Regions from separate parts of the Homo sapiens genome. Here all the other regions are linked to region 3. The links are chromatin contacts, found by Hi-C or POLR2A ChIA-PET in ENCODE. All regions are on one chromosome and are shown on one strand. The core of a region is the stretch at or near the end of the contact, and the rest is flanking DNA. Distances in the headings are between cores, read along the strand shown. Region 1 has its middle 55 kb from the start of C7orf25. Region 2 has its middle 24 kb from the start of C7orf25. Region 3 holds the start of GLI3 (GLI family zinc finger 3).

The links. A loop is a pair of places that touch in the nucleus more often than their neighbours do. ChIA-PET counts read pairs that join two places held with the same protein, here RNA polymerase II (POLR2A). Pooled maps may share reads with other maps.
Region 1: a loop to region 3 is called in a pooled map, with 2.8 times the contacts of the local background. The contact joins the enhancer-like site here to the promoter of GLI3 in region 3. A Hi-C loop is called at or near these places in 1 of 168 maps with a recorded cell type or tissue (A673) and 4 of 50 pooled maps.
Region 2: a loop to region 3 is called in a pooled map, with 5 times the contacts of the local background. The contact joins the enhancer-like site here to the promoter of GLI3 in region 3. A Hi-C loop is called at or near these places in 1 of 37 single-sample maps with no recorded cell type and 7 of 50 pooled maps. POLR2A ChIA-PET finds 5 or more read pairs at or near these places in 1 of 52 experiments (MCF 10A).

What each region holds. Positions count from the first base shown.
Region 1 is chr7:42,855,801-42,858,767 of GRCh38, forward strand. No RefSeq gene overlaps it. Among named protein-coding and RNA genes, the nearest start is that of C7orf25, 55 kb to the right of the region's middle. Within about 2 kb of position 1,436, at least 5 of the 41 ENCODE cell types and tissues checked have a DNase peak (open chromatin) inside an H3K27ac peak, as active enhancers do.
Region 2 is chr7:42,887,090-42,889,789 of GRCh38, forward strand. No RefSeq gene overlaps it. Among named protein-coding and RNA genes, the nearest start is that of C7orf25, 24 kb to the right of the region's middle. RefSeq lists enhancers at 1,287-1,830, 1,426-1,475 and a silencer at 1,296-1,345. Within about 2 kb of position 1,327, at least 34 of the 41 ENCODE cell types and tissues checked have a DNase peak (open chromatin) inside an H3K27ac peak, as active enhancers do.
Region 3 is chr7:42,235,923-42,238,644 of GRCh38, forward strand. It overlaps GLI3 (GLI family zinc finger 3), which reads right to left and starts at 1,287. Exons shown (of 15, transcript NM_000168.6): 1 at 1,049-1,287. RefSeq lists an enhancer at 1,031-2,012.

The sequences.
Region 1 (2,967 bases), core at 186-2,685, 620 kb after region 3:
TGCAAAAATCTAATTTTAAAAAAAAGGATACATTCCTAAAAAAAAAAAAATTCATATGAGGCCAGGCGTAGTGGCTCATGCCTGTAATCCCAGCACTTTGAGAGGTCGAGGCGGGTGGATCACAAGGTCAGGAGGTCAAGAACAGCCTGACTAACATGGTGAAACCCCATCTCTACTAAAAATACAAAAATTAGCCAAGCATGGTGGCATGCGCTTGTAGTTCCAACTACTCAGGAGGCTGAGGCAGGAGAATCGCTTGAACCCAGGAGGTGGAGGTTGCAGTGAGCCAAGATCGCACCACTGCACTCCAGCCTGGGCAACAGAGTGAGACGCCATCACACAAAAAAAAAAATAATCATGTGAAGAAACTGGCCCTTTGCCCTGGGATGCTTGAAGACTGGTTTTTGGAACTGACATTATTAATGTCCAAGATAGAAGCATTGTAACTGAGTAAAGAAGCAAATTTCCAAGTGGTATCTATAGTATTTCCCTCTTTTATAGTAATAATATAGTGTATGTACTGAAAATATCTCCAGGACTGTATAACCAAAAAGTGGACCAAAAAATCCCTTGAATGGGAGACCTTTCATGGTCCTATCTTACATGTTTCTGTGGAGCTTTCATTTTTAAGCTTTTCCAATCAGAAAAAATAAATTGAATAAAGACTTACGCGTTGGCTATTATTTTGAGGCACTGACACTCTGGATATTGGAAATAGGCTGAGTTTGATCATTGCATTTCAAAGCACAGATTTTCCCGCACAAACCAAACTAGAGGAGAAATGCCACGCAATGCAATTTATGCTAGAAAAGGCTTGGCCCTGCGCGGAGGTAGGGCGAGTGGAGCTGCACAGTGAGACCTGCGTGCGGGAGGCGCACTCCACCTCAACCCAGCGCGCCGCCTGGAACAGCCCCCGGAGCCGGGGAGCTGAGCTAGGGAAGGCCGAGGGCTTTGCCTGCAGGCCATTGTTAATAAAACTCATTACTCTGGGAATGTTCCGAGGCAGCCCGACCCTTGCCTGCCTAAGAAAATCAGCCTCTGCTCCTCATTCTAAGCCCTTATCCAACGTCCCCACCTGCAAGACCAGTTCCTGAGGGTCGGCATGAAGAAGAGGAAAAGCACGTGGAGGATAGAGTAAAATACGTAGACTAAGAGAGAAAGTAGGATGCGGTGATGGAAGTGAGAGCCGCTTGGAAAAAACTGGGAGAGAGGAGGAGGAGGTGGCGCTTGGAGCAGCAAAGACTCTGCGGTGTGTGCGCGTGCGCGCGAGAAAGAATGGGGAAAGTAATAGATACTCGAAAGGCTGACTGGGTTGATGAATGGAATTCCCCTCCGTAATTTTTGGAGTCATAATTTTTGCCCCTTGGACTGTGCTTCTTGAAGTGCAGCGTGCCTGGAGCCCGGGCCGTGGGGCCACTCGGCTACGGATGCTATGTGATCTAACCAGGACCCAGGAAGGGGCCCTCTGGCTGCAGTGAGAGAGGGGTACACGGGGCGACACGCAGTGTTCTCAGGAGGGCGGCACAGCTGCTGCAGGTGAGAAGTGCTGGGGACGGTCGAGATCACTGGACGCCCTCAGAAATGGTACTGCGGCTGGAGAAATCATTAACGAGGAAAGAAATAACCCAATTTCCGGGAGGCTGGGACAGGAGAATTGCTTGAACCCGGGAGCAGAGGTTGCCGGGAGCCGAGATCGCGCCACTGCACTCCAGCCTGGGCGACAGAGCGAGATTCCGTCTCAAAAAAAAAAAAGAAAAGAAAAGAAAAGAAAGGAAAAGAAAAGAAGAGAAAAGAAAGAAACACCCAATTTCAGAAAGAGATGAGAATGGAGAGCTCAGAAGACACAATTTCTCTCTCACACTTCTGCCTTCTGGCCACATCCTCCCAGACAGGATAAATTTGAAGGTGGTTCCCCCACGCCCCGCTAAAGAAAGGTAGAGGGAAAAGTGGATGATTAATGATTGCCTGGGCTGACTTAAGTCACAGGCATTATGAATAAAAAGCAGTATGAATTACCAACCCCTGGAGCAATCCCTGTCTCCTACATTCCGGATCTTTAATGGTGCCAGCCCTGCCCTTGAACTGAGTTACTCCTAAACTCGAATTTGAATTTGTTAAACTACTTAGTCACGGTGAACTCTTTAGTGAAGCTGAAATTTTCAGAGTAAATGATTTTATGGTAGAGTTCTTTTAAAATACAATGCTTTTACAAACTAGTCCACTTTTGGCTGCCACACATTTTAGGTTTAAATGAACCATATTTTAAAATATTATAATGAACACTTCCTGTGTTGTCAGGTAGAGACCACTGTTAAAGCAGTTTCTCAGGTGTTTGAAAACAGGTTGTTACCATTCATTCTTAAAAATATTAGTCTTGGGCTTTAGACTTAGAAGACCTGGGCTTCAGGTTCCACTCACTACTAACTTGGGCAAGTTATTTACCTTATGAGCATCCTTTCCTAATCTGTAGAAAGAAAACAAAAAAAAGAATAAGAATAGCACTTCACAGAGCTTTTGTCAGAATTAAATTAGATAAACGACAGAAATGGATCTGGCACCATACCCAGCACATTCTAAATGTTAGTTTTCTTTCTCTTCAAATTATTAATTTGCTTTGCAAACCTATTTTCCTGCATCAACAGTGCAGTGAACTCTAGATGAGCATTTTAGAATCACATGTAATTTTAAATTATTGGGGTATGTGTTAATAATGCTGTTTCTTATAATAATTTATGGCAATCAATATTAAATTGCATAACAAATATTCCTTTGCAATACACACATAAAATCAGATGCTTCTATTCAACAATCAGCTCTCAGTCCCTGGTCTGACCATAAGTTTATCAATAGTCTATCCTGAACCTATTTTGGTATCACATGTGATTCTCATTTCTGGGCCTGGCTTCAGGCCTTTGGGCCATAGATCTAGACTGCAGCTTCCTGAGATGACCTGTGCAGACTGCTCAT
Region 2 (2,700 bases), core at 77-2,576, 650 kb after region 3:
TGGGAAAACTGGTGAAACAAGATTAATAGTGAGTGTTTAATATATTTAACTGAAGATCTAAGACTAAACCAAAGGTAAGATAAGAATCAAAGGATGATATAGAAACATGTTCTCTGACAAAGTCAGAAAAAAGCACAACCTAAAAAAAGAAAGAGAGGGAAAAGCATAATTAGCTCAATGATTTACTTACAAAAGTTGGGAAACAAATGACATCATTTCAAGCTACCAAAAAAAAAAAGCAGAAGCTTAAATATATTTAGGTGCACAGAGTGCAAGTAAAGAAAGAGAATATGCATTATTCTAATCATTAAAATTGAATGGCAGAGAAAGGAAGGAAAGAGGAGTTTGCAAAACAAATTATATTCTTCTTGCTTACAGTAGAGACCCAGTCAATATTATCTAAAGGAAAGAAGGAAGAATGGGTATTATAAAAACGTCAGTACTAATACAAAAGTTCAAACATTTCCAATTATCAAAAGCAAAAAACAGAACAGAAAAACTAAGAAAACAGAACACATGGCAAAAGTTTTTTATAACTCTTTTTGAAAAAAATGAAGCATTTTTTAATGCCAGAACTGGGTATAAACATGTGGTGAGAGCTTATAATTTTATGTTGCCTTGGCATCCATCTTAAAATATGTTTTAACTTTCTCATACCAGAAGCAGGGCTCAGTCAGCCTTGACACCGTTTCTAATACTATTCCCCACTGGAATGGCTCCAGTTGGTGGCCAGAGATACTGCTTCATTTCAAGGAACCATTCAGACATTTGCCTGCAAACTTAACGTGACCGCCTCTCAGTCAGGGGGACCTCCTGGAACCAGTGCCTGCTTGCTTTAAATTCAACAATTAAACCTGTTTGGATAACACTCTGAACCCAATAAAGGTATTGGTCTACGGGTCCCTTCTCTCTCTCTCTCTCTCTCTCTCTCTCTCTCTCTCTGCCTGTACTCCTTGGTGTGTGGTGTGTGTGTGTGTGTGTGTGTGTGTGTGTGTGTGTGTGTGCGCGCGCGCGCGCCCGCGCTCCCTCCAGGATCTGTAAGTACCAAAAACGCTTAAACTTTCACACTGCGGTTGTGTCACTGAAGCAGTGCCTGAAATCTAATCCCTGAGTGTGACGCCGCCCCAAAGGGCCCCAAGCAGGTAGATCCCATGCTGATGCTCTTTTATCCTGGCCTCTCAGCTGTTGAGGAGAGTAATTGCCGGGCTAAACTGATAAAGTTTCATTCCAAACAATTAGCCTAGTCTGCAGGATTGCAGTCGCGGCTTGGACACCATCCCGGTGTCTGTCCCCCGCAGAGGGCTTGCTACCTTGCTGTATCAGCTGGCCCAGCAGGTCTGGGGCCGCGCGCTGCTTACAGGCGCTGGATCTCGCTGCTCGTCGCTGCGCGCTACTAGGTCCTGCTGTCGTCCGAGTCGCCTCCGGGACTCTCCGGAATTGTAGCGGCTGTAGCCGGCTCCTTGCCTGCGGCGCGGAGGGCAGGTCCCAGTGGTAGGAGGATGTGTTCCCTTTGCAGAATCAGACCCCCTCCTGGGACTGTGGGGACCCTCTGTCGCCGGCCTCCATTGGAGGATGCGTTGTCCCTGGAGCTGGGTGCGCTGTTGCGTGACCTGGGGCCTGGGTGGTGGGCGGGCCTGTCCATGGCAAAGGGCACGGCTGCGCGCTACTTCCCGAGAACCCGCCAGCAGGCTCTTGGGAAGCAGCGATTTCTCCTTAGTCACAGTCAGAGAGGGTGATGCGACACACTGGGCTTCACTGTGCTCGTGAAGCGGAGCCAGGGTGAAAGGATCATATGGCCTAACCCTAACCCTAATGGGAGTAACTTCACCTGCGTCCCACAGGCCCCGCAAGAGTGACGCTGCCAGGCAGGCGCCGCCCTGTTCGGTTCCTGCTGCTGTCGCTCCTCGCTCCCCACCACCTCCAGAGCTCCGGTGGGTCACCATGGAAAGGGAAGCCGCTGCCTGCAAGGCCAGCAGACACAGAGGTCACCCTCCAATTTTTTCGGGTAACATTCTGTAAGGACAGAACACCAGGAGGCTACTCCTACCACCAGGAGCATGTCAGGTAAACATCCAGAGAGATGAAGGAAGAAAAAATTTTATTTTAGCCACCAAGAAATACAAGCCGTTCTAAAGATTATACTTAAAAGAAAAAAAAAACAAAAAAAGGAAGGAAAAAGGGGACCGATGATCTTGCAATCACGGAAGTTGTAGAGAGCTGGCTGCCTAGAGACACTGTGCCCTTCCCTCCTCCCTCTTTTCCTCTTATCAACCAGAGGCAGAGACTAAGAATGCCTTCAAGCAACTAAAGCCTAAAATAAAAAAGAAAGAAAAGAGGAAGAGGGAGAGGGAGGGAGAGAGAGAGAGAGAGAGAGAGAGAGAGAGAGAGAGAGAGAGACTGTTGCTTTATGCTATTACAAGTCCAAGAAAAAAAAAAAAAGAGATGAACTTTAAACTTTAAATACTTAGCAGCTGCCAGGTCTAGCAAACATGCTAGCCCTAGATCACTTACTGATTTATAAACAAACCCCTAGATACAGAGGGGGAAAAAGGTAATTAAATAAAAGTTATATATAATATTTTAACATAAATATATGTTGATAAATGGTGTATATGATATATTTGCATCTTTTGATATAGTTAGAAGTTCATAATGCATATAGCAATTTATATATCAAAGAATTTACATAACAAAAAGATT
Region 3 (2,722 bases), core at 37-2,536:
CCGGCAGTCTGCACTGGGGAGATGAGAAGTTGGGGCAGGATGACCAGCGGCGGAGGGAGCCTCCTTAATCCTCTTTCCACGCGGGGTCAGGCAGGGAAGCCTGGGGTGCAGCGCCTCTCGGGGGACGGCATCTTACAGAAGGAGGTGCAATGGGGGACAGGAGCACAAAGTTCAGGAAAGGATAAAAGGCCGGGTGCGGGGTGGAGCGTCCGCTTCGGACAATCTGCTTAAAAGTCGCTTCACAAACTCTGCAAGTTTGGGATCAATATTTACACCCTCTCTGCCTTCTCCCGCCCGTTTTCCCGCTGCTACTCAAGAAAGTAACTGTCCCCTGCTGCTCTGTGTAAACGCGGCACCTTAAATGATTATTGCATGGACCACGGTTACTTTGTGTGTCTGTGCGCGCTGCCCCTGGAAAGGAAAAGAAATAAGAGAATCCCAAATCATATACAGATGGTACAACTTTCACTTTTCCTCTATGACGACGAAGGCGCGCCTCTCTCCATCCGCTCACACCACACCCCCGCCCTCCGAAGCATAGCCCGGGCTGGAGAAGCCCCAGCGGCGGCGGCCCCCGCGGCGGAGGTCCCCGCGCGCACCCACCATGCCTCCCGCCTCCTTCCGCCCATCCCGAGCGCCGTGCGCGCCCGAAGCCCGAGCCGTAGAGCGCCACCGCGCAAAGGAAGGAGCCAGGCGCGTGCGGGGCTCGCGGAGTTCTTCTGAACCCTTTGGATGGGGGCGGAGGCGAGGGGCGCCGCCACCACTGCGGCAAACTTCGTCCCCCCTCCGGGAGGTGAAATTCTCCAATCCGTCTCCGGCCGGTCCGCGGGTCGGACTCTTCGGAAAGGACCTTCCAGGAGGAGGGAGCGAATGCAAGCCTTGCTCGGACGCCTCACCGGCGGCTCTCTAAATCTGGGCGCCTTTTGACAGCCATTTTCACTCCATCCCGTCCCCACGCTGGGGACCACCTCTGGCCCCGGAGGCGCGGGCGCGGCCGCAGGAGCGGGCTGCGGGGTCCGCGAAACAAAGAACTTCGAGCGGGACGTACCTGCGGCGGCAGCGGCTGTCAAGTCCCCGAACTTCCCATAGACCCGCGGACGGGGCGCAGGCTGGCGGCTCCCCGCTCCGCGCGGCCGCGGGCGGCTACGGCTACCGCGAGCGGCCGGGCTGGGCGCGGGGTGCGCCCGCCGCGGGCATGGTGCGGCGCGGGCGGCCGCGGGGCGCGCGGGGAAGGCGGGAGAGCGGCGCGGGTGAGTGGGAGCGGCGGGTGTGCGCGAGTGCGAGTGTGCGAGCGCGCCGGTGGCGCTGCCCCTGCCCGCTCCCTCCCGCTCGTGCAGCTCCGGCATCAGTTTCGGGGATCGTGTAATCCGATCCCTTCTGACTCACAAGCCCTGAGTGACAGTTCTGATTTGGTTCAACCGCGGGAGGGAGGGGAAAGAGAAAGAAAGAAACCCCCAGCCGTACGCCTCTCCTGGCATCCAATCGACTTTCTGGAAAAAGGTCCCATCCCGGCCTGGTGCCCCGTGCTGGGTGGAGAAGCCCCCCGCCCCGACCTGGCACCGCCTGCACTACTCACGGGGTGGAAAAGTTGTCCCTCGGCTCCGCGCTCCCCTCCCGCGCGCTCCCTCCTTCCCTTCTCTCCTCCTCTTCCTCCTCCTCCCCGCGCTCCTCCTCCCCCAAGTTTTAACAGATGTTGCCGGACTCTCCTCGCTCCCTCGCACTCTCTCTTCCTCCGCCCCGGCCCCCGCCCAGTCCCTTTTCTTTCAGCCACTCTCGGGCTCGGAGGGGACGCGCTGAGCAGCAGGACGCCTGCCGCCGCAGGGGGCGAAGTTGGGAAAACTTGGAGTGCTGCTCGCCTTACTTTTGCTTTCTCGCTCCTTCCAGGCCGCGCCGGGAGCCCCCGCTTCTCCCGCCCGCCGGGTCCCCAAGCCCGGAGTGGGTCCCAGCTGCGAGGCGGGCGGCGGCGGCTGGGAGGCGGCGCGTCGCGGGCCGGGGTCGGGGGCTGGGGGGGAGCCCGGGCGCCGCGAGCCACGCGCGCGCTCCCTCCCCGCCCTCCGCCGCCGCCGCCGCCGCCGCCGCCGCCTCCTCCTCCTCCTCCTCCTTCTCCTCCTCCTCCTCCTCCTCCGCCCCTCCCCGGTCTTCACACAGACACATTCATGCCTGCTCCTCCTCTTCCCCCTACTTGACCCCGCGCCCTCCCGGCGCGCCGAAGCCCCACCCACCCGGCGAGGGGAAGGGGGCCCGGGCGTGATGTCACCCGCGCCCTCTCTCTTCTCTCTCCACACCGCCAGGACACCCCCCAAATGCGCGCCCTGGCACTCGTGCTGCGTCCTGTCTGCTCCCATCTTCTCCCACCCAGCCTCTCTTTCTCACTCTTGCTCAAGGGCTGGACTCCCCTTTATTCTTTTAAGGCTTCTCTGATTACCACCGCCCCCCATCCTTGGCTCCCCATCTCCTTGTTTTACATTTTCCCAAAGCCATCCCCGAAACTCCCTCTCGCGGGATGATGCCTTTGGAAGTTCAGGGTTTTTCTCTCCACCGGACTCGTCTGCCCTCGGGGCCAAATCCGCGAAGCGAGGAGGAGCTCCCACCACACAGCCTGCTGTCCCTATGGGCCACTTTATAAAAGACACAAAAACAAAGACCCCAGGCTTGGAGCCTGGTCTCTAACGTGCCGCTTTTCCTTGAGCTACAAAGTGTCTCTGTCCCTGCTTCATTTTCA